2 separate regions of the Homo sapiens genome follow, and region 2 is linked to region 1. A link is an interaction called in ENCODE POLR2A ChIA-PET data of the cell type or tissue named here. Cell type or tissue: MCF 10A. All regions are shown on one strand. Each heading gives the region's core, and the rest is flanking DNA. Links, peaks and the distances in the headings are about the cores only.

Evidence for each region. Peaks named below come from ENCODE experiments on the same cell type or tissue, not always from the same donor. Only the 100,000 strongest peaks of a DNase experiment are listed, where the experiment ranks them.
Region 2: POLR2A ChIA-PET joins it to region 1 with 12 read pairs; 8 of 35 experiments call an interaction of 5 or more read pairs at or near these places.

What each region holds. Positions count from the first base shown.
Region 1 is chr12:561,627-577,825 of GRCh38, forward strand. NINJ2 (ninjurin 2) reads right to left here. Exons shown (of 4, transcript NM_016533.6): 2 at 4,324-4,552; 3 at 3,591-3,775; 4 at 2,670-3,055. The coding sequence ends at 3,609. It overlaps B4GALNT3 (beta-1,4-N-acetyl-galactosaminyltransferase 3), which reads left to right. Exons shown (of 20, transcript NM_173593.4): 20 at 1-1,883. Among named protein-coding and RNA genes, the nearest start is that of NINJ2-AS1, 61 kb to the right of the region's middle. RefSeq lists enhancers at 1,123-1,624, 3,789-4,290, 4,291-4,790, 10,507-11,135, 14,469-14,970 and a silencer at 14,499-14,768. In MCF 10A, for the core only: a CTCF peak has its summit at 8,312 (motif pointing right); DNase peaks (open chromatin) are centred at 8,315, 8,965, 9,645, 9,945 and 2 weaker places.
Region 2 is chr12:772,325-788,523 of GRCh38, forward strand. All of the region lies in intron 1 of WNK1 (WNK lysine deficient protein kinase 1), which reads left to right. It also overlaps the pseudogene RNU4ATAC16P. Among named protein-coding and RNA genes, the nearest start is that of WNK1, 28 kb to the left of the region's middle. In MCF 10A, for the core only: no CTCF peak of the experiment used is centred there; a DNase peak (open chromatin) is centred at 7,547.

The sequences.
Region 1 (16,199 bases), core at 7,556-12,555:
CTGTCTCTGCCTCCTGGGCCTTCAGAAGGGAGGACTTTGAGAGAGAGGCCAGGAGGGACCACTTGCTCAGTCGAGAACGGGAAGAGCTCCTGAGAAGGACGGGTCAGGAAGGAGAGATCTGACTGAGCGACACCATCCTCATCCATGAAGGTGCACGCCCACATCCCCCAAGCGCTCCTCACGCCAAGCGCTGACCACCAGACCCTCTTCTAGTGGACATATTTTATTGGGGGGCGGGGATTTTAAAAACAGAAAACCGAAACTGCTGTCCAGAGCGGGGGTGAGGTTGTGCACTGAGGGACTGTCCCCACGTGCAGGCCTCCCGCCCACTCCTATGTCCCTTGGGCGTTGTCCCTGGCCGCGGGACTGGTCCCACGTGGGGCAGGTCTCTGCTCCACCCCAGGCTCGTGCCTTCCAGAGACACACATCTCCCAGTAGCCACCAAACAGCTGGCCACTGATTAGGGCATTAACTTCCTCCGGATGGCTCACGTCAGACCAGAAGCACAGAACGGGCTGTTTCTGGTGCTTGGGCATTGGGAGGTGGGGAGCTGGCGGGCAGGGGGCTTGCCACTCCCTGGCACTGGACATTGAGGCCTGCAGAACAGGCAGGGTGATGAAGGCAGGGGAGAGAAGCCCTTTCCCTTACCGGCGTGCCTGTGGGTAAGGCCTCCCGAGAGGACATGGAGAAGAGGTAAAGAGGATGTGGACATATCTGTCAATTTCCTTAGGCAAGAAGCGGGTGGGGGCTGGACAGAAAGGGACGAAAAGGGAAGTGGAAGCTGTGAGCCTCACAGTCCAGCTCCACTGCAGACCTGCCCTTCTGCAGGGAGAGCCCTGGCCACCCGGCCTTGAGTGGAAGAAGAGGAAAGGGTGTACGGGGGCAAAACCCTGGACAGGGAGCAGGATAAGAAGGGGGCGGGATGAGAGGTTTGGGGAGGTGAGGACATTGCCCTGAGATATCCCCTGGAGGCAGGGAGAGGAGTGGGGGCAGGAGGAACTGAAGAGGGGGGCAGTTTCAGGGAAAATAGCCCTTAGCCTTTTTAGTCGATGCCACCCTTTCTGTCACCTGGAGACCTTGTACTTCTCTTGCACTAATAACCCCGGTGCTTTTGTGGCTGGGGGTTTTTCTGTTGCTGCTGCTGCCTCCACCACTGCTGTGAATTCACCCATGGTGCATTGGACACTGGATCTTGAACTCCAGAGTCTGTTTAGGGAGGTGAGCACAGGGCTGGGGGAGGTGCGGCGGGGCCCAGAAGACCAGGCCACTGAGCCCGCGCTCCAGGCTGTGACGGTCCAAACCACGGCACTGGAGCTGCAGGGTCTGCCTAGTGGGCTCTGCATTCCCCGAGAGCACGAGTTTGGCACATGGGAGAATGGAGCCCGTGGAGAACCTTCTGGGGGGTCGGGGAGAATCCCTGCCTCCCTTTAAGGAATCATGAAGGACAGAGACTTTTGAGATTGTGGCTTAGGAAGGCCATACCTGCTCCCTGGGCTGTGGCTTTTTCTGGTCCCTGCTGAGGCCGACTGGCCCCTGGAGAAGGATGGTGGGGCATAGGCTAGGGCTGCAGTTGGCCAGTGGGGCTGCCAGTTTCTTTCTGGGACCACTCTCGTCCTCGGGCATTGCACTGGAAGGCTGGAACCAGCCCAAACTGCCCACCTGCTTCACTTCCAATGACTAGGAGCCAGCCCAGCCTCCTGCCCTGCCCACACCCCTGCGCCCTGGGCCAGTGCCTTGCGTTTGATGTTACCTCCACACCATCTGCCTTAAGAGGAAGGGCCGGGCAAGGCCCCTACTCCCTAGAGAAATGTCTTGGGTAGGAGAGGGTGTGGGATGGTGGGAGGGGAAGCATTAAATACAGCAACTTCTTAGAAAAAAAAAAAGGTGCTTGTCTTTTCCTGTTGCTCTTCACGGATGTAAAGGATTGGGCTGAGGGGCCCAGGTGGGCGTGCCAAGGACCCTCCCACACCACCCTCCACCCTTACCACAAGTGTGATGCCTGCTGTGTGTGAGATGGCCTTCTCTGCACTGCGGTTTACTCAGGAAGAAGACAACATTGTTCCTGTCTGAGCAGCTCACCGTGTAATAGACTAGGCATTTTCTGTTCAGCAGATTAATGGAGGTTGGTGGTTTTAGCCGAGGAAAGCTATGGATACGCTGGGTGGAGAAGGCTAGATATAGGGCCAGAACGGTTTGGTGAGCAGTGGAGAGAAGCCAACGAGTGGCTGCTTCTAAACTGGCAGACCTTCTAAAAATCATTTCTGTTTCTGAGTTGGCAATGCTTTGCTAATGCTTTACAGATTTACCTTCCTCGTTATATTTGGCCCAGGCAAAGATCAAAATGAGTTTGCAGTCCTTAAACACATGCCTAAGGGAAGCTGAGACTGAAAGCCAGAATAGCTTACAGCAGGTTCGTGGAGAAGATTGTGCATATGTGCATCCACCTGCAATGGACTAATCTACAGTTCATGGGGCAGATGACGATAAGCGCAAGACATCTGGGCCAGGAACATTGGCTCCGAGCAGAACCCACAGAGGAGGAAGTAATTTAAAAGCCTTCCCACCCTCCAGGTCTGGGGTTTGCTCTCTTGAGCCCTCTCCAAGGCACAGATGGAGACCAGCCTGGATGCCTGAGCCTGCAGGACTAGACAAGTAAGTGGACTCAAGAGTGGATTTGAAGAAACCTTTATAGATATAGATTCCATTTTACAAGAAGGGAAAATTGAGGCCTGGAGCAGAAGGAAGCAGTGGGGTAGAGTCAGAACCAGCATCCTTAAGCCGGGCAGACTTGGCCTTAGACAGACATGCCTTACTTAGGTCCAGCAGATGCTACCAGGAAGGTATGGCTGGCAGTACCTGCGTCTGAGCTCAGGACTTCAGACCAAGATGGAAGTCCCTTAGACCAATAACATAAAAATCACTTTTTAACTCAGGTGCTGTGGGTAGGGAGCAAGGGCAGCTATACTGTCCTTTCAGAAGCTCTCCTGGGCTGTGGAAAGTGCCCACGAGCCTGGCAGATCACGGAGGAAGGAGGCAGAAGTTCCAGGCCCAGAACCTGTTGAGGAAGCAGAGAAGAGGCAATGAGGATGGCAGGCCAGATCAATGCCCCTCAACCTTCAGCATGCCCAGGATGCACCTGGCCACGTTACTCATGCACGTGCCTGTAGCACGTGCTCGAGCAGAGCCTGAGATTCTGCATTTCCAGCAAGTTCCTGGGTGGTTTGTGGATGCTGCTGACCCATGGACCACAGTCAGTAGCAAGAGCTGCTAGACAATGGCAGGGAGAAATTCCCCATCTCCACCTTTCCTCTTGCCGGAGGGGCAGAGTCAACCACTAATGGCATCGCCTCCACCCTGTCCCAGACCGTGGGAAAACCTGAGCCTGAGAGCAGAGAGCCATTAACACAGCAGTGGGGCTTTGTGCAAGCCTCGCTGAGGCCAGGCTCTTGCAGATCCTCTCCTTGCTCTCGGAGCTACAGGCCTTCCCCCTTTGTTTGGCAAGGGATCTGTTTCTTGCCCCAAAGCCCCAGAGGAGAGAGAAGGGCCACCTGGGGAGTCCCTGGAGCTGGGGTTCCTCCATCCTCCCTCACCTGGGTCCCAGGCTGCATTCAGAGAGGATTCCTTGAGGCCCTGGCAGCCAGGAACCCTGTTTTATGTGCCCCGAAGGCTGTAATGAAAACATTGATGACCACAGTGAAGAAGACCAAGATGGTGGCTGCGTTGTTGAGCTGGTTGAGTCGCCACTGCTTTTCTACCTCATTCAGGTTCAGCCGTGCTGCAGGGAAGTGGAGTGGGGGGAAAGGGTCAGAGACGGGGCCACAGCACGGAGCTGCCCCCACAACACCCACCAGAGTTTGGAGAGAGGGGCCCTTCAGAAACCCATGTGGCAGAAATCAAGGGAGGTGGTCGTCATCGGGCTGAGATGCCTCTGCCCTCGCCAACCAGTACAATGGGGCACCCTAGTGTGCTTCATCCCACCAGGATTTGGGAACTTAAGCTGGGTCCTGTAAGCGTGGGGACGAGTGCTCATGGAGAAGCGGTGAGCGAGTGAGTGAGTTAGCAGTTAGCGAGGTGCTGGCGCAGTCATTCAGCAGGTACTGCGGAGGGTCTGCTCCATGGGATACCAGGAGACAGGACAGGGCGCCTGCCCTCGCGGGGTGGAAGTTGGTCTTTGGGCCTCTGTTAGCGGAGGGCTCACTGCAGGTCAGCGTGTGGTTGCAAAGCTGCCTGTGCCAATGCAGGGTGGCCCAGGGGACACGTGGGGCCTTTCTGCCAGCCACGGGTGCCGAGGCAGAAGGTCTGACTGCAGGCTGGGCTCCTCACCAATGACCACGAGCAGGACACCGATGACCACCTGCAGGAGCAGAGAGAGGCTGATGAGGGTGACCAGGGTGGTGTAGTAGTGAGAGGATGGTCCCTGCTCCAGCACCGCCTTCAGCCGCATGGCGTTGGACATGAACAGGGCCACGTCCAGCATGCTCTCCGCCACGCTCTTCTTGGTGGCGTAATGGTTCAGGTTGATGGGCTGGCTCCTGGGGTCGGAGCTTCCAGGCTGTAGGGGAGAAAGCACAGACTTACCAAGGGGAGCTCTGGAAGGGAAGCAGTTGAGAGGTGGGAGAGAGGAGAGAGGTTTTAAAGCTCTTTCCAATCCAGATGGGAAGCTCAGGGCAAATGACACCCTTAGTTTCATGGCCTGATAAAATGAAGGGTTGGACGAGAAAACCCATAAGGACCTCTGCACTCTGAAATGACATTCTGTTGCAGTTGATACTTCCTGGAGAGTCACCCCTTCCCTCACACCTTCACACATCTGGCTGGAGAAAGCCGGGAGGGTTCTCTGCTGCTGGTAAAATGCACCTTCCTCACCCTATTCACTATTTTACCTGGGCCAGGCCTCAGCTTTGGGCTGTGTTCTTTTCCTCTGAGAGGAAAGCACCTGAGAAGACAATAAAAAGAGCTTGGAGGCTTGGGTGAAATAGAGAAAGGCACCTCCTCTCGCATAATGCTGTGGCCCCCAAGGCAGGGTGCACAGCTCAGCAGCTGATCATCGGCTGGATTTCCAACCCTCAGGAGCACTGGAGCTGCCGCCCTGCTCAGGCACACACGCTGTCAGACACAGGCTCTCAGCATACACATGCATGCATGCATGAGTGTATACACACAGTAATGCATACTAGTTAAACACTCACATCATTTTAATTATTACTTTTGGCTAGGATTTATTGAAGCATAATTTACTAAAGCTTCTCCAGAAGCCACTAACTCCAAAAGACAGAATCACAATACAGGGCATATGCTGTGGGCCTCTGGGTTGGGCCAAGAATTTCAGACTGGGCGCCATGACCAAGGGCAATCTGCAGTCACTCAAGAGTACTTGGAAGATTGATTTAGCAGTGGTGCTTGGAACAGACTGGGCCAGGAAGGGCTAGAAGCAGGGAGAGTCATTTAAAAGTTATAGTATTGATTTAGGATCAGGGTGAAAAGGAACTGAAGTGGAGCAAGGTGAGACAGGAAGGAATGGAGGACTCTGAAGGATGCTACGGCCTGGAGGTAGGGAAGATGACCCAGCAGATCACCATGACAGGACAGATACCTGCAGAGTGGGGAGAGACGGATGGATTGAAGGATGCTATGGCCTGGAGGTAGGGAAGATGACCCAGCAGATCACCACGACAGGACAGATACCTGCTGCGTGGGGACAGATGGATGGATAGATGGATGCGTGCCTATATATGCACAGTGATGCATACCAGTTAAACACTCGTAATTTGTTTTTAATTTTTTTGGCTAGGATTTATTGAAGCATAATTTACATTTGATTTTGTTTTGAAGTATAAAATAAAGCTTCATGGATGAAGGGATGGATGGATGGATGGAGAGATTGGTGGGTGGATGGATGGATGCGTGGATGATTGGATAGGCAGGTCTCAGAGGGTCTGGAATGTTCCTTGTACTTCGTGCAGCCCCAGCAAGTCACTTCACTTCTCTGTACCTCAGGGATTTACACAGAGGACAGTTGATTTACACATAGGCTAACTGATTTACCTATCTATCAGAACCTTTGGATTCTATGAGCCCTTAGGATACCCCGAAATGAGGCTGGGTGCAGTGGCTCATGCCCGTAACTCCAGCACTTTGAGAGGCCAAGGCAGGGGGATCATTTGAGGTCAGGAGTTTGAGACTAGCCTGGCCAACATGGCAAAATCCCGTCTCTACTAAAAATACAAAAAAATCAGCTGGGTATGGTGTCACACGCCTGTAATCCCAGCTACTCAGGAGGCTGAGGCAGGAGAATCACTTGAACCAGGAGGCAGAGGTTGCAGTGAGCAGAGATCGCACCATTGCACTCTAGCCTGGGTGGCAGAGTAAGACTCTTGTCTCAAAACAAAAACAAAAACAAAACTCTGAAATGCAGTAGTCTCCAGACTTTCTTGATAGTGTAATCTCAGCATTAAAAACTGTTTTGGCCATGCATCCTCAATATATGTACATTCTTCCATTATCAACTATACATATTTTTATTGGACTAATTATATATATAGTAAAATATGCAAAAGTAGAAACATTTGAAAGGATTACATAAAATTCAATATAAATAGAAGTTTAATTTTCTTATCCTAAAATATGGTCTTGGGCACTCGTCTTTGGAGATCCAGCTCTAATCCACATGCCTGGCTACAGATTGGACCAATCCTCTCCTAGGCCAACAGAAGGGAGCCTCTCTTCCCCAGTCCTTCTCCTAACGTTTGCCTTCAAAACTCAGCCCCACGTCTCCACCCTGCTCTTCTCACTTCCTTTCCAAGCTCCTGGCCCTTTGCTCTGTTTGCCAGGAGGGTGCACACACACAGACACATTCAAGAGGCACAGGGTGGTCATGGGTGCTAACAGCACCTGCTCTGATGGAATCCACCCTGGCAGCCTGTGCCCCGCAGGCTGCCCCTCTCTGACTCTGTGGACCAGTCATTGGAGGATCAAACATATAGGAGTGGCTCTTTCACTCTGACCACACTCCAGGCCATCAGCTTTCTACACGGGGCAGTTCCCTGCACCTGGGTTGTTCATTATTGAGATTCCGAGTGTCCTCAACTTCTGGACGGGGCAGGACTCACAGAGGGTAATCAGGAGTGTGCACTTTGGCCAGTGGAGCAATTTAAACACTTTCTCTGGGAGAGTAGAATGGAGACCAGCGGGTAGCATTCATTCAATAGATTGACTGTACATGCCAGGCGGTGCTTGGGGCTGTGAGGACACCCCCCCCCCCCCGCCCCCCGGGTAAGCACTGGGCCACAGGCTGCTCACAACAGGCCCTGGCAAACTCCTTTTGACAGCCACCAAAATCAGGCTGGGGCCCAGGGCCCACAGAAATAAGAAAAAAGGCCATAGGCACGAAAGGAATGGAGTGCTCACTATCTCTCCCATCTTCCTTCGTGTTTGATTTTGCTGGGGCCGGGGTTTCAGCTGGTGCTGGGGGCAGCCAGTGAGGTTGGAGGAGGTAGGGATGGAGGGTAAATGAGGACCTGCATGGACTTGGGAGGCCACACACGGCGTTCAGGGCCTTTGGAAATCCAGTTCAAGCAAGGCTGGCTTGTCTAGGGCCAGCTGGCATGGTTGGTTAGGGCCAGGGATCCCAGGGCCAACACTTCACAAAGGCCCATGGTCGCCGTCAGCCCCAAGGCTGCAACCTGTGGTCTTAGCCCATTTGGTGAAGGTTTGTCCTCGGTCTCCAAGAGCACTCATTAGGCAAGAGAGTCTCACCCCCTGCACCCAAATTCAAAGTGTCTCTGCCCAGGTTCAACTGTGCCCCCTGGCCTCCCTGCCCCATGGCTGTGCCACCCCTCCTGTCTCTTCCCCATCCTCCAGTTTGTGCAGTAGCAGCAAGCTTTGCCCTTTCTCCTCCTTCCTGGTCTAGCTCAGAGGGAGACAGACCCCCTTCCCCCCAAATGTATCGTTAACAGTGGACAAAACCTTAAACCCAAACCTCTAGTGGCATGTGTTGAGCACTGACCAAATAGTGGGGGAAGGGGTGGCAGGGGGTGGCAGGGGTGAGTACACGGGCAGCACGGAGGTCTTCCCAACCTCTATGGAAGGTATTGCCATTTGTAAGTTTTAACAGAGCTGGTTGGCTTTTGTTGTTACATTAATCTGAGAGCCATTGCTTCACAGAGGACGTGAGGCTCGCAGTGTGCTTAGGGGGTGCGCCTCATCCTTTCCTCGCTAAATGCGGGGCCGACTCGGGCCTGCCTTTCACTGCGGGTGCTGGGCGGGATCAGGGTGTCCCCGCCTGCTCCAGAGTGTCCACACGGTGGCGCGCGCGGTCCAGAGACGTGACTTGGGCGCCGCGGCTGCCGGGGGGCGTTTCCACCCCGAGGAACCCACGCGCAGGACGGGATTAATGGGAAACCTGGACCCCTCCGAGGCCCAGGACGGGAGCCTCGCCCGCAAGTCTGGATGGGCCGAACTAAAACCCACCAAACGCGTGCGTCAAGCCAGAGTTCGAGAATCAACCGAAGCTGAAATGGAGCCAGCGTGGGGTGGGGGGACCCAGAAGGGAGGGGCCTCCAGCACAACCTGCAGCCGAGGGGACGGCGGGCAGAAGGGCCGGCAGTGAGGCCCTGGCGAAGGTGCCTGGAAAGGGGTCCTCTCATTGCAGCATCTTTAAAAGCAGGGACCGGGCTTTTCTAATCCTCGTGGGCCAGTTTAGGTGCAGCCCTGCTCTGCGGCAGAGGGATGGATGGAATGACCTGAGGGCCCTCCCTTCTAGCGGGAGGAGAGGATCAGATAAAGTCCTAAATCCTGCAGGGGGTCATCCTTTTCGCCCACAGCCCAGGGACTGGGAGCAACTCCACAGGGGTCAGGGTGACAGAGGAGTGGGGAGCGCAGCAGGGTGGCCCCCGCTCCCGCTCAGAGGAGCTGGCCCTTTAAGGCCAGGCCCAGGCGGGTCGGGAACAGAGACCCGGGAATGTGGGCTGGACTGGGGAGCAGAGCCACCCAGCATGAGTCATTCCCGTTTCGCCGGACTCTTCGCCGCTGGCTCTCGCTTGCCGCCCTCCCCTGGCCCTGGCCCTGGCCTCTGCGCCCTCCCTGCAGAGCTGGTCCGGGTGGGCTGGCGGCCTCCACCCGCCACAAGCGCACAGGGCTCTGCCCACTCCCCGCCCCTTTTCTGCTGATCCTCGAGGAGCAGGGGACCGGTGGGCTAGGACTGCTGGTTGCTGGGCCCAGCTCTGCCTCTGGGCTTGGAACTTTGGTGCTGAGTTTCCACATCTATAAAACTGGAGGAAAATCCCATCTCTGGAGGGCAGAGGCCATGGACAGCAGAACGACACTTTGCTCCTTCACAGAAGGAAGGACAGAATCCAAGCGGTTCCCATTTTCCCAGGCTGAGATCCCTCTCTCAATGAGGCTGGCTCTCGGTATCTTCCTCAGGTCTCATTCTGCCCCGCCCCACTTGCCCCTCCCCTGCCACTCAAGGGCGGCAGGACACTGACCCAAGACTCATAGCTTTGGGCTCCCAGAGTCCCTGTTCAAGGCGCGGTTGCCTGTGGGAAAGGCTGCCCATCAAAATCTGGCCAACCAATGACACCTGGACAGACGGGGAGTTTGGGGCGGCATGAAGCTGGAGCGCGGCCAGTGCAGGGAAGGTGGGAGTAGATCCAGAGTTTGATCTGGACGCCCTTGGGCATCTGGGCAACAAGAGGACGTGGGTTTGATGATTGGCATGGGATGAGGCAGGGGGGTGGGGGACACCAGAGACCCAGCGGTTTGCCCCATTCCTGGGCCTGCCTGGCAGACGTGGGTTTGGTGATTGGCATGGGATGAGGCAGGGGGGTGGGGGACACCACAGACCCAGCGGTTTGCCCCATTCCTGGGCCTGCCCGGCACAGTCATTACCCTCCCTCTTCCGCGCCCTCCTCTCTCGTTCCAGCTCAGACTTCCCTGTCACCTAGGCCTCTTGCCAAGTCCCAGCTCCTAAGGCTGGTGCGATTCCATCCCTTGAAGTCAAGGATTGCTTCATTGTTCTGCCAGACAGCCCTTTATCCCTTAATCCTTGTTGGCCTATATTTTTGTTTATTTACAGGACTTAGGTTGGATAGGAAAGGAATGCCTTTTTTAACAGAAAAGTAAACATGTTTTTCATTGTTTATCGACTTTATGGTCAGTGGGGACCATAAGCTCCAACAGATCATTCTGCTCTTTCTTGGAAACAAGATTACAGGGCTGTTCTCCCAGAGGGCCATGGAGGTTGGGTAAACCCCAGAGTGGTAAGTAACTGCCCTACCAAAAAGCCATGGAGCCCGCAGATCAGTGTGTTTAGGCCCTGGGGCCTGTGGCAGGCAGTGTGTGTCCCAAGGGAAGTATAGGCATGGTGAGGGGAGTTGTAGCAGCCCAGAGGGCATCACCAAAGGCACCTTGACCACATTCCAGCCCTGCTTTAATGAGTGAGCAATCCGGGCCGGGAGCACTGGACGCCTTTTCTTATCATCTGCGAGGTCGAAGGGACTGGAACACAGGCTTCCTTGGGTCCTTCCTAGCACGGAGTAATCTAGGGATGGGAAAGCCGGCTCTGAGCGGAGAATCCCGGGGGCTGAGGACATCGCTGAGAGGCCGCTGCAGGGCATGGGTGACCTTCCCATGAGTCGTTCCTGCCAGCCCTGAGAACACCCACGTGGGAGCTTCCTGTGTGCCAGCGCACAGTCAGGGCTACACACTAGCAGGCCCAGAGGAACAGGGGCCTGTCACCCTGCTGGTGGCCTCAAAATGACCGACTGCCCGGGAAAGCCAGGCCTCCCTTGAGAAGGGGACAGTGGCGACCTAGGCTTTTGGAAAGCTGATTTCTCACAAAGGGAAAGGGTGGGTCCCAGCCTGGGAAGAGTGATTCGTTCAAAGGAAGGGGCTTAGGTGAGCTTTTAATTCGGTATCAGTCCTCTTGTCAGAATTCACTTGGGAAGGGTGCCTGGGCCTGTCACACTGTGTGCACACACAGTGGGCTCTCAGCACACTGGAACGATGGTGGTTCCCACTTACAGAGGACATACCTTGTGGCTGGCACAGGGTTAAACACAGGACATGAGTCACCTTATGTAGTCCTCACAACAGTTCTGCGAAGTAGATGAGGGCATCATCATCACAGTTGAGAAAATGGAGGCTCAGAGAGACTAAGTAACTTGCCCAAGATCACACAGCACAGAGTTTTTAATCCCAATCCTCTATGTGCCAGAGCCTGTAATTTTTTTTTTTTTTTTTTTTTTTGAGATGGAGTTTCACTTTTGTTGCCCAGGCTGGAGTGCAGTGGCACAATCTCAGCTCACTGCAACCTCCCACTCCAGGGTTCAAGCAATTCTCCTGCCTCAGCCTCCCGAGTAGCTGGGATTACAGGTGTGTGCCACCACACCCAGCTAATTTTTTTTTTTTTTTTTTTTGAGACAGAGTCTCGCTCTGTCGCCTAGGCTGGAGTGCAGTGGCGCAATCTCAGCTCACTGCAAGCTCCGCCTCCCGGGTTCACGCCATTCTCCTGCCTCAGCCTCCCGAGTAGCTGGGACTACAGGCGCCCGCCACCACACCCAGCTAATTTTTCTTATTTTTAGTAGAGACGGGGTTTCACCATGTTGCCCAGGCTCATCTCGAACTCATGACCTCAGGTGATTCACCTGCCTCAGCCTCCCAAAGTACTGGGATTATAGGCGTGAGCCACCACACCAGGCCCAGAGCCTGTAATTTTCACCCTTACTCTACTGTGCCCAAGAAGTGGAAGACATACTCCCTACTCCAAGGAGTTTAAGATTGAAAGATAAACACGTGCAGTCTGGCTGGGTGTGGTGCCGCATGCCTATTGCCATCCCAGCTATTTAGGAGGCTGAGACAGGAGAATTGCTTGAACCTCAGAGGCGGAGGTTGCAGTGGGACAAGATTGCACCACTGCACTCCAGCCTGGGCAACAGAGCAAGAGTCCATCTAAAACAAAAAAAACAGAAAAACAAAAAACAAACAAACAAAAAAACAGATAAAAAACAAAAACATATGCAGCCTAAGATGAAAGAAGACTAGTCCCATAGGGTACACATGCACACTTACTAAGAGGAGGCATAACCTCTACCTGAGTGAAACTTGTCTGAGGCTTTCCTGAATCTGCAGTGGGGCTGTGTCCCTGAGCCCCTGCACTGCTGCCTCAGAAGGGGCACTAGACCCAAAGACCCAAAGGCAAAAGGCTTGGGTTCAAACTGGTAAGAAGGGACCTGGGTGACTGGAAGAATAGGGTTGAGAGAAGGAATTTTATCTGTACCTTTTGAATTTTGAAACATGTGAATGAACTATCTTAAAAAATAAATTTGGCCGGGCAAGGTGGCTCATGCCTGTAATCCCAGCAGTTTGGGAGGCGGATCATGAGGTCAAGAGTTCGAGACCAGCCTGGCCAACATGATGAAACCCCGTCTCTACTAAAAATACAAAATTAGCAGGGTGTGGTGGTGCATGCTTATAATCCCAGCAACTTGGGAAGCTGAGGCAGGAGAATCGCTTGAACCTGGGAAGGCAGAGGTTGCAGTGAGCCGAGATGGTGCCACTGCACTCCAGCCTGGGCAACAAGAGCAAAACTCTGTCTCTAAAATAAATAAATAAATAGGCCAGGCGTGGAGGGAGGTTGCAGTGAGCTGATATTGTGCCACTGTACTCCAGCCAGGGTGACAGAGCGAGACTCCATCTCAAAAAAAATAATAATAATAACAATAATAAATTTGTAACAAAAGCAAATATGCACTCTGCTATGGTCTGAATGTGCCCCCTAAAGTTTATGGGTTGGAAACTTAATCCCTGCTGTAATAGTGTTGAGAAGTGGGAACTTTAAGAGGCAATTGGGTCACGAGGGCTCTGCCCTCATTTATGCCATTATCATGGCAGTGGGTCAGGTTATCTCAGGATTAAAAAAAAAAAAAAGGTGAGCTTGGCTCCCTTCCTCTCTCTTGGGCTTGCAAGCTCTCTGGCCCTGCCACCTTCTACCAGGGAAGGATGTGGCATGAAGGCCCTCACCAGATGCCAGTGCAATGTTCTTGGACTTGCCAGTCTCCAGAACCATGAGCCAAATACACTTCTATTGTTTATAAATCACCCAGTCTCAGTTATTCTGTTATAGCAACACAAAACAGACCAAGACATACCCCCAGAAGGCCAGTGGTTAAGATAAACATGTTAAAACAAAAGTGAATTTATGACTTCATCTCACCCAGACCCTAGCTGGTCCTCCTCTGAAGTGGGAATAATATCTGCCCTGTCTAGCACAAAGTGCTGTTAGAAAGATCAATAGGATCATGTGGGTGAATGTGCTTTGAAAGCTGTGAAGTATTAAACAAATATGAGATGAGAGGGAAATCTATCCCACAGAGGATTATACTCCCACGTGTGGGCCTAGAGGCATTTCAAATACTGTGTTGTGACTCAGGGCCCGTCCCAGCCCCAGTTTTGAAGTAGGCACCATTTATGGTCCTAACAACTTCCATGGTGTTTGAAATGCCTCCTGTACCCATTGGGCAGCCTCTCTCCTCGCTCCTGCTGGCTCTCGCCTTCGAGCCGCCTGCAGGAAGGGAAACACTCACACAAGCCCACCTGCATTGGGTCTCCAGGGTCATTGTTACTCAAGCGTAGTCCTCTCTCCTGGGGCCCCCACCCACCTCTCTAGCCTGGTCCCCAGCTCCTCCTCCCACCCCTGAAGAGCGAACCCTGTGCCCTGTGCCAGGCTCTGTGATGCTCAGACGTGCAGGGCCACACCAGATTACTCACTGTTCCCTGAACACACCCCACCCTTCCCAGCTGCTCCTGCTCTGCTCCAGGACTACAGGCCTTTCTTTCTTCACCATGCTCCCCCCAGGGAGAGCCTCCCCTCCTTTCTAGACCCTGTCCCCAAATGCACTCCACCAAGGCCCTGTTTGAAAGAAGGTCGCCTGCTCCCTGGCCTGTGCTGGCCTTGGGCGTTGTTGAGTCCTCCTGAGACGGCTCCTTCTGCTGCCCACTTTAGCACACGGACCCCATCTTCCACAGGCCTGAGTCTCCATGGAGCCTAGCTCAGCACCTTGCCCACATGAGGTACACAATGAATGATGATCGCATTGAATTTTTATGAGACAGCTTTTTCAAAAAAGGCAAAAGTAAGGCTCTTTAAGGGTGGGGCTTCAGGCACAGTGGCTTCTGGGTGGGGGAGAGGAGTTTGGGGAGTGAATCTTTGCTCTTAAACACCCCCACTGCAGGGAGAGCCCTTTTTCCCCTAGATCCTGCCTTTTCTCAGCAGTCCTGAGGGAGCCTCAGGGAATGAATGACTGGGGCTGGAAGCTGCAGCTGGTCTTCAGGCCAAAAGCTGTAAAAGCCCAGACCCCTGAGGCCTTCTGTCTGGGGCAGGCCGCATGCAGGCTCCTGACTGCAGCCAAGAGCAGTGATCTCGCCCTTAAAAATCAACAGTCTCTAATCCACGTCGGGGTGGGGTTTCTTTTGCGTGTTATTCCAGCAATAATACGTAACTGGTCCAGAAACCGCCTCTGAGCCCTGGGCACAGTCTCACTGAGAGTTCCAGCCCTTGCCCCGAGCTGCAAACTGGGGCCTAAAGCTGCAGCACCGAGAGGCCACGTGGGGCGAGGCCTCCCCGGAAGGCCTGCGGCGCCGCCGTTGTCCACCAGGGGGCGCCAGGAAACGGCGCGGCGAGGCCCCAGCTCAACCCGCCCGCGCGGGCACACCCGGGCTTTGACCCCTTTGTGATCGAGGACACGGACGGGTTTCTCTCCAACAAAAGGGGGCCATAAATTACAAACGGAAGCAGAGTGTGTAGGGAAGAACAGGAAAGCACGTGCGTTGAAACCGGAACTCGGGCCTGCTTGCTTGCTTATTTATTTTAGTTATTACTGTTTTCTTGGGGCAGGCCCTTGCTCTGTCGCCCAGGCTGCGGGGTGGTGGCCCCGTCATAGCTCACTGCAGCCTCAACCTCGGGGCTCAAGCGACCCTCCTGCTTCAGTCTCCCAAAGTGCCGGGGCTGCAGGCGCGAGCCGCCACCCCGGCCTCCGTGCTCTTTCTCAGGGAGCATTTTCCACCTCCCCTGCAAGAGGCCGTTTTGCCAGTGGCTTTCAGAAAAGACTGTTGTCATCTCGGGGTTCAGAGTTAATCGTGGATTTACCTACCACACAGAAATTTCCAAAGAATCGATCTGCTCCCTCTCAATATCCACCCTAAACAAGAGCACTTTCCCAATCAGCGCCTTGTCCTGGGGCTTCCAGACCCATCTGGCCTTTTGCTCTTTGCTCTATGCCCACTTGAGCTGTGAGGTTCTCAGAGACATTCCCCAAAGCCCTCCCAGCCGATCTCTGCTGACTTCAATCCTACTCATCCCTCAGGGGCTAACAAAATTGTTAAAATTTAAACAGTAATAATTAAATAATGATATTGCTGTATGTCAGGCATGACTCCACAAAGCAGGTATTAATACAGATGGTCCCCAGCTTTCGCACCATCGTAAGTGATACACTTTACAAACTGTCCTTCGAGTAGCCATACAACCACTCTCTTTTTCACTTTCAGTACATTATTCAATAAATTACACAAGATATTCAATAGTCTCTTATAAAGTAGGCTTTGTGTTAGATGATGTTGCCCAGCAGTAGGCTGGTGTAAGTGGGCTGAGCACGCTGAAGTTAAGCTAGGCTAAACTATGAAGTTCAGTAGGCTAAGTGTATTAAATGCATTTTGACTTACAATATTTTCAACTTACTATGGGTTTATCAGAATGTAGCTCTATCATAAGTTGAGAAGCAACACTAGTCTCATATATATATATACATATATATATATAAATATTTTGGCACGATCTTGGCTCACTGCAACCTCCACCTCCTGGATTCAAGCAATTCTCCTGCCTCAGCCTCCCAAGTAACTGGGATGTAGTCCCATTCTACAAGTGAAGAAGTTGAGGCTCAAAGAGGTCAAATGCCCAAAGTCACCAGATACTGAGGGATGGCCCCAGTGTCTAAATCCTAAGCCTGCGTTTTTCTCCTATATGCCAGTGGTTCTCCATGTGTGCTCCTTGAAGTAGCAGCAGCAACATCACCTGAAAACTCACTAGAAATGAAAAATTTTTAAATTTTTGTAGAGATGGGGTCTCACCATGTCGGCCAGGCTAAGTCTCAAACTCCTGAGTTCAAGCGATTCTCCCACCTCAGCCTCCCAAACTGTTG
Region 2 (16,199 bases), core at 4,627-9,626, 210 kb after region 1:
AAAGCATTTTCCCATTTAAGATCTTGAGGTTTTTAGATTAAAAAGCAGCAAAATATTTGTACACAGTAATCATAATTGGGGTGTGTGTGTGTGTGTGTGTATGTATGTGTGTGTGTGTATGTATAGGGGTGTGTGTATGTGTATGTATGTATGTATGCCACCATACAGCAGCGTAATTATGTGTATACATACGTATGCACACACGGTTATGTTGCTGTATGGTGGCATCATTTGCCTGATTTACCTTATAGAAAAACCATTTCCCACATTAAAATTTTGAAGTTATATATAAAAAACACTTGAATTCTTGAGTATATATTATTTTTTTAATTCTCAGTAAGAGAAAATTAGAATGTTTGTCCCACAGATGCAAACATTTAGTTAGAACTAAATCTAGTAAATTGATCATTGATACATTTGATTGCTCTGAACAGAAGTTTAGAAGTCATGGTTGATATATTACAAAGCTAAATTATTTTTTTCACTTCCAGTCTTTGTTCAGAGATTTGCAAGAAAGTCCATTCACTGCTTCGCATATAATTTGGGGTATTATCAGTAGTTTGTTTTTAGAACAGTGGTACTGTGTGGTTCAGAAATTTGTAAAAGCCAAGTGTTAGGGTGTTTAATAACAGTACATTGTAAGTTCTTTGAGGAGCTGGGCACGGTGGCTCACACCTGTAATCCAGCACTTTGGGAGGCCAAGGCGGGCAGATCACCTGAGGTCAGGAGTTCGAGACCAGCCTGACCAACATGGAGAAACCCCATCTCTACTAAAAATACAAAATTAGCCGGGTGTGGTGACGCATGCCTGTTATCCCAGCTACTTGGGAGGCTGAGGCAGGAGAATCGCTTGAACCCGGGAGGCGGAGGTTGCGGTGAGCTGAGATTGCGCCATTGCATTCCAGCCTGGGCAATAAGAGCAAAACTCCATCTCAAAAAAAAAAAAGTTCTTTAAAGAAGTTTAGTTTCGTATATTGACTAAGCTATAGGGGGAAAAGCCTTACTGTGCCTTTTCCACTTCCTACCCACTCAAGATAACCTAAGTTGGCTTCCTTTATTTAAAGTGTTAAATCTACTCTAGAGCATACCAAAGATATTTTGAAAATATAGGAAATTCTTAATGCATTTAAAAGGAACTACTTCCCAATCAGTTTTTTTCCCATCATAGAAGTAATGTATACTCAGAGATATCTTAAAAAACAAGGAAAAATAAAAACCAAAATAACCCCACTGAAGTTTCATCACTAAAAGACAATGTCGATATAGCATTTAGAATGTTTGCCTGTTCCTCCCTCTCATGATGGATTTTAATATTTATTCACCAAATGTTTATTGTACTCCTATGTGCTTGAGGCTGTCTCAGGTAGCAAATAGAGAAAAAAATTCTGCCCTTGTGAAACTTATGTTTCAGTGGGATCATAGGTGTATGTTTGCAATTTTATATCCTGAAAATTTTATAATTCAGTATAACATAAGAATTAGTATAAATATTTTTAATAGCTGCTTGACAGTTCCTTATGTGCATATGCCATAATTTCCTTCATTTCCCCACAGTGTTAAGTATGTTATTTTTGCTATTGTAAATATAGTGGGCGAGGGTCTTACTCCACAAGGTTGTAACCATGAAATAATATTTCTGTTTTATGAAAACCAAATTTAATCTGTGTTGTATCCTTACCTAATTGAGATGGCCATTATTTCCCTGCACAAATCCCCCTCCCTCTAATCCTTGGTGAGCTTCTTACATTCCAGAACTTTATCAGGAAAGGGCTTTCCTCCAGTCTTTCACCTACACCGCTTGTCATTGACATGCCCATTTATGTAAGTCTGGAAGGTTTCTTTAAGGCCTCGTTACAGAGAATATTGGGTAATAGGATCTTTGCACAATTTTCCGAAGGAAAGTTTTTACCATTATTGTCTCTCCCTTCTCCCTGCAGCTCCCAAGGAGGGTGAGTGTATTGATCTTTTCTGGATGAATCCTCTAATCCCTTCCTTTCCTCCAGCATCTACCTCTCAAACTCCATTCTCATCCCCTCCCTCTTGAGTATAATCCAACCAGACTCCTTCCTTTGGGCCTGGACTTTCTCAGACAGAAGCCAGCTGAGGAGACTGTCTTCTAATTGCTGGTTCTAAAATAACAGTCTTGAGGCTAGAGGCCCACAAGGGCTTGGAATAGGAGAAGGGAATTTGCCTACTTAGCCTTGTGAACAAAACACTGATCAGTACCTCAGATTTCACTGTTTAGAACTATTTTCTTAGGATTAAATTTCAGAAATGGAATTACTGGTTCTAAGGGCATGATAAGGGCATGAACATTTAAATACTTTCTATTCATTGTAAGATTGTTTTCCAGAAGAGTTATATAGATTTTCAGTGTCCCAAGTGAGAGTTCTTATTTTATTAACCCCATTTATCAATACTGTTAAATATTTCATAAACTATAGTTTATGTCTGCAGAACTTCCCCCATATGCTTTGATAATAATAACTAATTGTATTTCCTCTTTTGTCTTTTGTTATATTTTTGCCTTCAGGTGCTTTTCTCCCCTAACCAGTTTTCATAAGTTCCTTATATCAGAATGAATCCTTTTATATTTTCTGCAAATATTTTTCAATGCCGAGAATTTAATGTCAATAGTATATCACTGTTTATACCATCAAATTGGTTAGTCATCTTAATTCTGTTTTTCTTTTTTTCATTTAAGTATAGTGAATCTTTGAACTTGATAGGTGAATTTCTGGTTTTTTATCTTCTTGATATTGGTGTTTAAAATGGATTTATCTTCATGGATATATTTATGTTATAGTATTAAAATCTGAAATTGAACTTAGTATACAAAAAATAGATTTTTAAAATGTTTATACTAGCTCCTTATCAATGTTTAAAATTTTGCTTTTGCAGTTACAATAATGGTTATTCCCTTATTTCTGTATTTACTAGTAGAGAGTAAATTAAGACATTACTGAATACAATGAGATAAATGGCTTATCAAGTAATAGTCTTTCTTGTAACACAAATGAGTTCTTAGATCAGTTGTCTTTAAATTTGTCTTGTTATGGCAAGTTGTGTTTTCAGTGGCAACTTTTTTTAGGGCCTAACGTAAAGTTTGATCAGAAGTTTGACGTGTAATCCCAGCACTTTGGGAGGCCAAAGCCAGAGAGGATCACTTAAGGCCAAGAATTTGAGACCAGCCTGAGCAACATAGCAAGACCTCATCTCTGCAAAAAAAAATTAACATATTAGCTGAGTGAGGTGGTACATGCCTGGAGTCCTAGCTATAGTTCAAGGCTGCAGTGAGCTATGGTCGTGCCACTCTACTCTAGCCTGGGCAATAGAGCAACACCTTGTCTCAAAAAAAAGTTTGAGCTATGTATGTTTGAAGGGCTTGTGTTCTCAAATTGGTGAGAAAAGGGTGGCGATTTGATACTATTTATGAACCAGACACTGTGTTTTATATATATTCTCTTTTATTCTTGTGTCATATATTCTTATGTCACCTGAATGAGGTATCAGTCCCATTTTACAGGGTGAAGAGACTGAAATGAAGTAATTTGCCAAGCTTGTGTTCAACAAACGTAGAAGTGGCAGTGGAGCCTAGATCATTCTTGTTTGTTTGTTTTTCATTTTTGTTTTAAAAGCTGAGCATGCTTCTCTTCAAACTTTATGATTACCTTGTAGTGCACGTTAAAACTAATAGCTCAGGTTGTCTGTGACCCCAAAGACAATAAAGACAGGATCTCATTCTGTGGCCCAGACTGGAGTGAAGTGGCAGGATCATGGCTTACTGCAGCTTTGAACTCCTGGGCTCAAGCAGTCCTTCCCCTTTAGCCTCCCGAGTAGCTGGGACTACAGGCATGTACCACCATGCCTGGCTAATTTTTAAAAGTTTTTGTAGAGATGGGGTCAAGCTATGTTGCTCAGGCTGGTCTCCAACTCTTGGCCACAAGTGATCCTTTGCCTCAGCCTCCCAACGTGCTGGGATTACAGGTGTGAGACACTGTGGCCTTTTTCAGTTTTCAAGCTGCTGTTTGTTGTTACATTTTAAAAATGTGAAGTTAAAGTCAGATCTCTGTGTGTGTTTGTGTGTTTGTGTGTGTGTGTGTGTGTGTGTGTGTGTGTGTTTCTTGAGATGGAGTCTCGCTTTATCCCCAGGCTGAGTGCAGTGGCGCAATCTTGGCTCACTGCAACCTCCACCTCCCAGGTTCAAGCGATTCTTCTGCTTCAGCCTCCCGAGTAGCTGGGACTACAGGTGCGTGCCACCGTGCCTGGCTAATTTTTTGTATTTTTAGGAGAGACAGGGTTTCACCATGTTGGCCAGGATGGTCTTGCTCTCTTGACCTCGTGATCTGCCCGCCTTGGCCTCCCAAAGCGCTGGGATTACAGGTGTGAGCTACCGCGCCTGGCCCAGATCTTAATGTGTTCTTGCTCTGCGTGGTGTTTGTACCTGGGCTGGTGCTTTGGGAGAGAAGTTGCATTGTATGGTTGTCCAAGGACTTCCAAGAAGACAGTAAAAGAAAATTAAGATTTATTATAAATTAGAATGTGAACTATAGAGAATTGACCCATAGTGCTATGTTTGAGTCATAATAACTGACTAGTGTTTACAAAGACTTATTCACACAGAGTAGCTATTCATTCAGAAGTGTTGAAGATAAAAAGACTGTACTAAATGACCTCTTGGTCCCTTTATTGTTACTATTCTGTGATTTATTGAGAATTATGTGTATATTTAAACTCATTCCATGATGTGCAGTGTTAACTTTTTAGTTACTTTTCTTATTGGATAAAATTAGTCAGCATCTGTGCTTTTTTTCATTTGGAGGGATTTTTTTTGTTTTTTTTTTTGTTTTTTTTTTTGAGATGGAGTCTCGCTCTGTCACCAGGCTGGAGTGCAGTGGTGCGATCTTGGCCCACTGCAGCCTCCGCCTCCTGGGTTCAAGGAATTCTGCCTCAGCCTCCTCAGTAGCTGGGACTACAGGTGCACGCCACCACGCCCAGCTAATTTTTGTATTCTTAGTAGAGACAGGGTTTCACCATGTTGGCCAGGATGGTCTCATTCTCCTGAGGTAGTGATGTGCCTGCCTCGGCCTCCCAAAGTGCTGGGATTACAGGTGTGAGCCACCGCGCCCAGCCTGGAATTTTTAAGTAGCTAAAGAATTAGATTTGTTTTTATGTGAAAGATATGATTTTGTCATAGAGTTAGGCACTTGTGTTACTTTGGACCAAACGTAGTCTGCTAGAATTTTGAGATAGAGCTAGATATGATCTACCATGGAACATAATTCAGCTATGTAATTTCTTAAGTACTAGTATATTATGAACTGGGAAGCATTTGAAGAGAAACAGTGAAAGCAAAGCTCCTGGTATTTTTCATGAAATGACAAGTGGTAAATAGTATCTATTAAAATTCACTGTAGTTGCTCAGTGAAACACATCAATAGCTACATGGTAGCTATTTAAGAAAAATAACTTACCACAGACTCAGGAAACTTTACAGTGTTTGACTTCCAACAGTTTACAGTATTTATCATCTGTGTTTGTTTGCTGTTCAGATATGGTAGATTCGTCATATTAAACACAAGCTTCATGCGGTAAATGTGACTCTAAAACATAATCCAAAACTTTGGCAGTGGATGCCTTGTTACTTTAGAAAGACTTTAAACCTCACTTTGTATTTAGTGCTCTAGCTATCAAATCTATAAGTAGTAGCTGAGTCCTGGTTACTTAAATGATTTAAATGATGATATTCTCACCTAAAAGGGCTCATTTACCAACCTAAGCAATTTCACCTTTTTGCTTATAATTAGGGTTAAATTGTGCTTAAACTGTTTACTTGACCTGTGGGAAACCAGAAGAAGGCTACTCCCTTATACTACTGAATGTTTAGAATTTTAATACCTGTGATTGTGGTTTGATGTTTTAGTTTTAAAAGGCATTGAAAATCTTGAAATTTATGTAAAATTCTCTTTTTAAATTTTTTATTATTAATTTTTTTTTCGTCTTTTCCTTTTTCTTTCTTTTTTTCTGAGACGGAGTCTCACCCTGTCACCCAGGCTAGAGTGCAGTGGCGCCATCTTGGCTCACTGCAACCTCCACCTCCCGGGTTCAAGCAGTTCTCCTGCCTCAGCCTTCCGAGTAGCTGGGATTACAGGCATGCCATCACGCCTGGCTAATTTTTATATTTTCAGTAGAGACAGGCTTTCACCATGTTGGCCAGGCTGGCCTCAAACTCCTGACCTCAACTGATCCACCTGCCTCAGCCTGCCAAAGTGCTGGGATTACAGGTGTGAGCCACCGTGCCCGGCCAATGATCTTTTTTTTTTTTTTTTTTAAAGTCATTCGTAGAAATTGGAAGGAAATATCTATCGTGCTAACATTCATTAGAGTTTAAGATTATGAATGACTTATTAAAATATAAAATGATAAGGACAGTACATGTAAACTCTAGAACGAATTTTAAATTCTTAGTAATACTGGTAATAGTTATTAATACAGGTATGACTTCTCTCTCGTGCTGTTTCTGGTGAACACCACCACAGGGTCACAGTAAGGTTCTAAAAATATGAGCAAAAGCTGGTACTACCAGGAAATTCAAATTCCATACCTGGGAATCTCAGAACTCAGGGAGGAATAAACATTACAGGGGGAGCAAACAATAATGGGGAGTATTGTTTGAGAAATAAGAAATTAAGAATTTTACTGCTCTAAAATGTAAAAGTAAAACAGGTGAAGTCTGGATTTTCTTTTGTTTTTATGAAGTTCAGTGGGAGAGCATTCTCTTCTGTTAAAATTGCCACTAATTATGTGTTTTTTCTAAATCATATTGTCTGCTTTTCTCCAAAACAGTTGAATAATGTACTCATTTTCATAAAATTTTAGAAAAATTAGTGAGTAAATTTTTGGCAGTTATTTTATTTGACATGTGAGTGGTATTTGCCTTCAGATTTCGAATTCCCTGTTGGGAAAGTAATATGGTTATGTTGCTGTGACTATAATATTAAAATGCACAGACACACTATAAATTCCCTTTCCCTTAATTTTCTTTGCCTTTCTTTTCTTTCTTTTCTTTTCTGTTTTTTTTTTTTCTTTTTTTTTTTTGAGACATAGTTTCACTTTGTAGCCCGGGCTGGAGTGCAGTGGCACGATCTGGGCTCACTGCAACCTCTGCCTCCTGAGTTCAAGTGATTCTCCTGTCTCAGCCTCCTGAGTAGCTGGAATTACAGGTGCGCGCCGCACCTGGCTAATCTTTGTATTTTTAGTAGAGACAGGGTTTCGCCATGTTGGCCAGGCTGGTCTTGAATTCTTGACCTCAAGTGATCCACCTGCCTCACCCTCCCAAAGTGCTGGGATTACAGGCGTGAGCCACCGCGCCTGGCTCCTTTCCCTTAATTTTCTGAAAGAAAAATTCACATACAGCCGTGTGAATTGACTGGACTGTGAAATTAAAATAATGGATTTTTTTGGTCTTTATACTGCAAGTTTGAGAAATAAAGAACAAAGCATTTTCTCTGTGGATGCGAAGAACTCTGTACTTGACTCAGCTTCCTTTTTCTCTTGCCTGCATTTTTTGTTTACTTCACTGGCTTGATTAGTCATAATAAGGCTCAGTACCTCTGCCATTCCCAATGTTAAGCAATTTTTTAAAATTTGGAATTTTGTGGATAATCATTAACAGAGTTGCTTAATGGGTAATGTTGTTTTCTTTATGGAAATAATTTGAGGCACCTTTTCTGGGGTTCTTGGCAAGAAATATGAGTTTATTATGGATATTTAGGAAAGAGGATGTAGAAATAAACCTTTGTTTGTAGTATGAAGCTGTGATAATCTGCCCCATCTTTGTCTAATTCCGTTTTAACTTCTGTCCTTAACATGTTTCTCTTCTTAATCAGTTGTCAGTGAAGATTTATTTATCAGGAGATGGGAATGGAGTATTTTGGATATACTTCAAGTTTTGAATGATAACCGTTAAAATACATACAATGTTTTAATAGTGAGATACACTGATCACAAAAATATGGTCTGATTTAACTTTATTTTGTGGTACTTTTCTTCTAAGTTTAGACAGATGATAGAAATTCACAAAAATTTCAGTCATAGTTATGGCCACAGTTAGGCATTCCCAAAGGAAGTGTGTTGCATTCCTAAGTGTAGTGTGTTGCATGCACTACTGAGCATAATGGGAAAAGAAAAGTGCTATAAAAACCTAAGTACCAAGTAACTAGCTAGAAAAAGCTTTTAATGGGAGAGCTGGCATGGTCATTAATCTGGTAGAATAGTATTTGAGGAAACAGTTGCATGTGTTAAGCTGCAGTTTCTTTTGGTTATTGAAAACCAAATAGGAAATTCTGAATTAATACTTACATGCTGAAGTATCTTTGTGGAGCTTATTTTGAGCGTTAGAGTGGGAGACTTAGTTCTAATGCAAACTATAGAAGAATGACCTTGGGTAAGTTTGTTGTCTAATTAGTAAACTGAGTGGTAGAGTTGGATAATCCTGTCAGCTTTAGGCCCATGCCTTAAATATGCTTCTTATCCTCTCACAGTCAAAAAGGATTTTTACCTTGGTACAGTCTGATTCCTGCAACACCTCTCTAGTTATTGAATGTATAGTAGTTTGCTATAGACAGACTACTTTGCAGTGGCTATCAAACCTTTCTGAGACTCATTCTAAGAAATACATTTACATTGTGACTTAGTATATGCACACATAAAAAGAAGAAAGTTTCACAAAATAGTTTCCTTACTAGCAATGAGCTGTTTTTTGTTTTATTTCGTTAACAACAACAACAACAACAACAAAAACTGCTAACCATCTTTTTCTTGGGGTTGCACTACTGTCCAATGAGCACATAGTGAGGGCAGTACTGCTAACGCCTACATAACATGCCTGCATCATCTAGAGCTTTGCTTTACCTTGGTACAATTTTTGGAAGAATGAAAAACTGCTTTTCCACAGGGGGAAAATACTGTTTACTGCCCATCTTTGAAAAACATTTTACTTAGAGCATAAACTTGAAGCTAGATCCTTTTAACCACTTAATTAAATCATACAGTAAGTTGTTGATAGCTATTTGCCACAAAATGAAAATATAGTGGCTATATGAATTTTAGCTGCTGTCACTGTTCATTAATCATAACATAAGCTCTGAACACAGTGTTTCTTCTTAGAAAGGTACAAATGATTATGATTTTGTATAACAACTGAAGTTAGGTGTGTGTGAAGTTTTATAATTGCTGGTCTTCATTAGATAAATTAAATTATAATTAAATGATCTGTTTTATTTTTGCTTTTTATTTGGTCTCTTATTAATAGGCACAATACTGGCATTAGCTATAACACAAACCAATGGCACTAAAAATCTTCAGAACCTTTTTGGATTTGAGTTTTTGAAAGATATTTTGTGGAGACTACAGATTTAATTTTAAAGTATAAATATGCTCTTATTTTAAATAAATGGGGTTTATACTTTGTGTTCTAATGATTGAGATAACTTTTTTTTTTGAGAACTTAAATTAAAATTCCCAGTCTTCTCTAGTTCTGTCAGATTTCTTTGTTCCCCCTCCCAGTGGTTGAGTTCTTATGGGATTTGTGGCTTATTTTTAAAATCCAATGATTAAAATGAAGTTTTCTGGCAATATTAATATTTGTGTGAATCTGGATATCCTCCTCACTTAACTTCTAAGGCTTTTTCTTCATCTGAAAATGACAATTTTGTATACTTGGCTGGATTATTTTAAGTAACAAGTAACAAACACTGTGGTAGACTAACATTTGAGTTTGAAGTTTCATATAATTTTAAATCATTGTCATCGACTGACTTTGGAAAGTAACTTCTGAGATTTTTGGTCTGAAGTGACCCTGAAAGTTTATGACCTAATTATCATTTTATTAGGTCTGAATGTGAATGTTGCACTTTGAGAGGAAATAGTATAGAAGTAGTTACATTGCTGGGTGACTGATCTAGCAAGTCCCTAACAGTGCCATTAAGCTGTCCTGTAGTACATCTTATTTAGTTCTCTCAATAACTACATAGTATGTTGTCAGTCCTATTTTATAGATGAGAAAACCAAGGGAACAATTTGATAGAATAATGTTTCCAAAATCAGAGATCTAATCTTAGAAGGCTTAGTTGAATAACATTGGATATATTACTCTGCGGTTCCTAAGTCTATGAATTAATGGGAATTTTGAAATCTAATTGAAATCCAAGGAGAAAGTGATAGAAATAAAATTGTAGTGAGCGATGTCGGCTCACTGCAACCTCCACCTCCCAGGTTTAAGCGATTCTCCTGCCTTGGCCTTCCGAGCAGCTAGGATTACAGGCATGCACCACCACGCCCAGCTAATTTTTATATTTTTATAGAGACGGGGTTTTACCATGTTGGCCAGGCTGATCTCGAACTCCTGACCTGAAGTGATCCACCTGCCTCAGCCTCCCAAAGTGCTGGGATTACAGACATGAGCCACTGCGCCCAACCTAGTTTAAATTTTCTAGTAGCCACATTTAAAAAAAAACAGGTGGAATTAATTTCATGAATATGTTTCATATAACCCAATATATATCCAAACATAGTTTCTTTTTTTTTTTCTGAGACAGGGTCTTGCCCTGTCACCCAGGCTGGAGTGCAGTGAGTGGTGCACGATTATGGCTCACTGCAGCTTCGAACTCCTGGGCTTAAGCGATCCTCCAGCCTTAGCTTTCCAAGTAGCTGGGACTACAAGCACGTGCCACCACACCCTGCTAATGTTTAAATTTTTTTGTAGAGACGGGGGTAGGGTGGGTCTCACTATGTTACCCACACTGGTCTCGAACTCCTGGCCTCAAGTGAACCTCCTGCCTCAGCCTCCCAAAGTGCTGAGATTATAAGTGTGAGCCACCATCCTGGCCTAAATATCTTTCAGCATATAATCAGTATAAAAATTATAAAGATAGTATATATTCTTTTCTATTACATCTTCAAAATCTGCTGTGTGTTTTACACTTAACATATCTCGGTTCACACCAGCAACATTTCAGTGAAGTACTCAATAACCATACTTGGGGCTGGGCGTGGTGACACATACATGCCTGAATCCCAGCACTTTGGGAGGCTGAGGTGGGAGGATTGCTTGAGCCCAGGAGTTTGAGACCAGGCTAGGCAACAAACCAAGATGCTGTCTCCACCAAAAAAAAAACAAAACAAAAATTATCCAGGCACAGTGGCATGTGCCTGTAGTCCCAGCTACCTCGGAGGCTGAGGTGGGAGGATTGCTTGAGCCCAGGAGTTTGAGACCAGGCTAGGCAACAAACCAAGATGCTGTCTCCACCAAAAAAAAAAAAAAATTATCCAGGCACAGCGGCATGTGCCTGTAGTCCCAGCTACCTGGGAGGCTGAGGTGGGAGGATTGCTTGAGCCCAGGAGTTTGAGACCAGGCTAGGCAACAAACCAAGATGCTGTCTCCACCAAAAAAAAAAAAAAAATTATCCAGGCACAGCGGCATGTGCCTGTAGTCCCAGCTACCTGGGAGGCTGAGGTGGGAGGATTGCTTGAGCCCAGGAGTTTGAGACCAGGCTAGGCAACAAACCAAGATGCTGTCTCCACCAAAAAAAAAAAAAAAAAAAAAAAAAAATTATCCAGGCACAGCGGCATGTGCCTGTAGTCCCAGCTACTGGGGAGGCTGAGGTGGGAGGATTGCTTGAGCCCAGGAGTTTGAGACCAGGCTAGGCAACAAACCAAGATGCTGTCTCCACCAAAAAAAAAAAAAAGTATCCAGGCACAGTGGCATGTGCCTGTAGTCCCAGCTACCTGGGAGGCTGAGGTGGGAGGATTGCTTGAGCCCAGGAGTTTTGAGACCACAGTGAGCCATGATTGTGCCCCTGTGCTCCAACCTGGGTATCAGAGCAAGACTCCCATCTCTAAAGAAATTGTATTTTATTTATTTTATTTTTACAACCCAGATGTGTGAATCTTGAAGGAATTTTTTTTTAATTGGCTAATGGCTACTATTACTGGACAGCTCAATTTCTGAATGCCAAGTACCTCTTGTTAAACTGTTCAACAGCCTTTCCCTACCATCTCAAGAAGTTGGTGATAAAAATTATCAATAATGAATTACAGTTTTTTAATTTTTGCCTTTGATGTGATTGTCTTATTTTATAATATGTTAGCATTTAATATGAATATTTTTGTTGACATTTATTTTTTATTTTTAAAAATAGCATTATTGAAGTATAGTTGACATAATAAAATGTACATATTTAAAAGGTACAAATTTAATAAGTTGTCCACATCCATGAAACCATCACCACAGTCAAGATATTTATTACTATTTTCCTGAAGTCTTCCCTCCTAGCTGTGCAAATCTCCTGTCACTACATTAAAACTTTTAGATATTCTTCTTTTTTGGAGATAACCTCTCTTAAACTTCTAAACTTCACCATTTGTACTGGTTGCATTCTAGGTTGATGCTTAGGTTGGGGATCTTCATTCATTCTCATTTTGGAGATTCTTCTTATATCTAGCTGGTTTTTGATCCTGCTTCCAGAATCCCATTTCTTTCTCTTTCTTGGTCTCCTCATTTGTGAAAGAATAACTTCATAACTCTTTGAGAAAGGTCATTTGGGAGATAAATGTATTTTTGAGAACTTACATGTCTGAAAATATTTTCCTTCATCTTCCTTTCCCTTTCCTCTTTAATAGGTAGTTCGGATAACAAATTCTAGATTGGAAATAATTTATTTCAGAATTTTAAAGACATTTATTCTATTTTCTTCTAGCTTCCAGTATTGCTGTTAAAGTCTGAGGCTAGTAGGATTCTCTGTTCCCTGTAACCTATTGTTTTTTTCCTCTGGAAGTTTTCAGGTTTTTTGTCTTGTCCTCAGCGTTTTGAAATTTCAGCAATGTGCCTTGGTATGGGTCTCTTTTTTCCATTGTGGCTTTTTGTCTGGAAACTCACTGGCCATCAATTCTGAAAATTTACCTTCTACTCATTTCATTTCTTGCCCTCTGTTTTTTATGTTGCCCCTTCCAGAACTCCTGTTACATATATGTTGGTTCTCCTAGACCAATGGTCTAACGTCCATATCATTTTCTCCCCCCCCCCCACCCCCTCGAAGTGGAGTCTTGCTCTGTCACCCAGAGCTGGAGTGCAATGGTGTGATCTTGGCTCACTGCAGCCTCCACCTCCCAGGTTCAAGCAGTTCTGCCTCAGCCTCCCGAGTAGCTGGGATTACAGGCACCCGCCACCACGCCCAGCTAATTTTTTGTATTTTTAGTAGAGACGGGGTTTCACCGTGTTCGCCAGGGTGATCTGGATCTCCTGACCTCGTGATCCACCCGCCTCAGCCTCCCAAAGTGCTGGGATTACAAGCGTGAGCCACCACATGACCCTGCCTTTTCCAGGTTCCTTTTTTTGGTTGTTGTTATTTGTTACTGATTTTAGTTGCTCTTTAATTTTATTTATTTATTTTTTTGCTTCCCATGTAGATTGGATGCTCTTTAAAGACTTTTTTCAAGTAATCCCATGAGCCTTGGTTGTCGCATTTGAGTTGGGCACTGAAAACTGATAAATAAATGCGGTTTGCTGATTGTGGGCCCCAGTATAATCTGACTGTACTGTTCTGGCATCTTATGAAATGCAGATGTTGGGATCTTTAGAGCTGTTCATTTATGCTACTCAGATCCCTAGTTTTATATGCCAAAGTATAACTTATGCTTTATGTGATTTCCACTTTAGAGATTTTATTAAAACTTTTTATTTATAGTCTAATGTATGCTGTTGTAAAAATTGAAGTTCTATGTTTATTTGAAAATAGTATTTATTAAGGGAAAAAATCTGTATTTGTTAATTGTATTGCTTAAATTCCATGTATTTTTGTTGCCTTAGACTACTTGATTAGCTGATATTTGATAAACGTGTCAGCCCTACAAAATAATTGTGGATTTGTCAATTTCCGTTTGTATTTCTAACAGTTTTTATGTTATATATTCATAGCTTTATATTTAGGCTGGGTTAAGCATGAATGTTATATACGTAAATAATTGTACTTTTTATCAATATAAAATATGCAGCATTTTCTCAAATAATTCTCTTTGCTTAACACATTCCCTTTTTATATTGTCATTCTTTTTTCACATTTGTTTTATTTGTTCCTCTATCTTCCCTTTTTTTTTTTTTTTGAGACAGAATTTCACTCTTGTTGCCCAGGCTGGAGTGCAGTGGCACAATCTTGGCTCACTGCAACTTCTGCCTCATGGGTTTAAGTGATTCTCCTGCCTCAGTTTCCTGAGTAACTGAGATTATAGGCTCCTGCCACCAGGCCTGGCTAATTTTTGCATTTTAGTAGCGACAGGGTTTCATCATGTTGGTCAGGCTGGTGTCGAACTCCTTACCTCAGGTGATCCACCCACCTTGGCCTCCCAAAGTGCTGGGATTACCAGTGTGAGCCACTGTGCCTGGCCCTTTATCTTCTTTTTTATGTCATTTTAATTTTGATGTGTTTCTTATAAATAAACAGTGTTTAGACTTTTTTTTAAAGCCTGTTCCACAGGTTTTTTGTAATAGAGAACTTTAACGTACATTTATAGTAATAATTGGTATGTTTGGAGTTGGTCTTCTTCCTGCCTTCTATGTGTTTTAATTGGTATGTTTGGAGTTGGTCTTCTTCCTGCCTTCTATGTGTTTTATTTCTGCCTTGCCTTTCTTAGATAGATTTATTTTCTTTGCATTTTACACCTAGTAGTCTATCTTTTATGTAATTTTCATTATTTAAGTGACTTAAATGAAATTATGTATTTTTCATTGTTAATTTTTAAAACACCTACATATTAGACTATAAATCTACTTTATAAAAATAAAATTATTTCTCTACTTTTATAGGTGGTATTGTGGAATGGCAAAGCACAGACTCTAGAACAAGGCAGCTTCTGTTTACACCTTGGCTTGGCTTTGCCACTTTTTTATTGTAATCCTCTTGTGCATCCATTTCTTTTTTGGTTAAAGTAGAGATGGGGTCTCACTGTTGCTGATCTGAAACTCTGGGCTCAAGTGATCCTCCTGCCTCAGCCTCCCAAAGTGCTAGGATTTCAGGCGTGAGCCACCAAGCCCACGTAGGTACCTACTTCACAGAGGTGTTGTTGAGTTTAAATATGTTAATATATGTAAAGCACCAGAACAGGGTCTGGAAGTCAATAAATGTTAGCTATTATTAGGTGTCAGTTATTAACAAAAGCTTGAAACTACATTATTAGCGTAGTTCTTGTGGGTTCCTGTGTTTAATGCTTGCCTGGTTCTTAACCTATATTAGCTTTCTGTGTGTTTAAAAAAAATCTTTATCTTTTGTGTAAGTCGGTTTTCCTTATTCTTACACACTTTAATGTATGTAGGCTGCTCTGTTGTAAAGACCATCTGTCTTCTGCTGGGCTGAGGACCTCTGTGCATTTCCACTCTTTGACCATCTCAGGACAGGCACAACAAAAAAATGTTAAAAACTTAGATGTTGTCATGGATATGTGGATGCTTTACATTGTGTGTGTGTGCGTGTGTGTGTAATTTTAGTGTGAAAAATGGTATCAGGTTTCTCCAAGGCAACAAAACCATTAGGAGATTTTGTATATAACAGATAGATATTATATGTAATTTCAAGGAATTAGTTTACTTGGTTGTTGGGGCTGGCAAGTCTGAAATCTGTCTTCTGGTTGAGCTGGCCATTGGGTTGGGAACTCTAGCACAGGAGCTGATGCTGCACCTTTAGCCAGGATTTCTCAGGAAATCCCAGTTTACTGCCTTGTAAGTGATTAGATGAGACCCAACCACATAATTGAGGGTAGTCTCCTTTACATAAAGTCAGCTGATTGTAGGTTTAACCATATCTACAAAAATACCTTTATAGCAACACCTAGTTAGTATTTGATAGAATAATTGAATACTGTGGCAAAATTGTAACATAAAACTAACCATCACAGATGAGTATATTATTTCACAATAGATTGTCCTTCATATCAGCTTCTTGAAATTAAAAAAAAAGCTACTGTGTGTAATACTATATGGAAATTAAACATTGTCCATATTTTTAGTAAAATAATAATTCATAGTTATACTCTGCTAACATGAGATCAACTTATGCACTAATGGACCATATTTCTAAAAGTTTGTGAGTTGTTTGTTGACTTAAGTGAGAAAGGCCTGTAATGCCAGTACCGGAAATGATTGTTCCCAG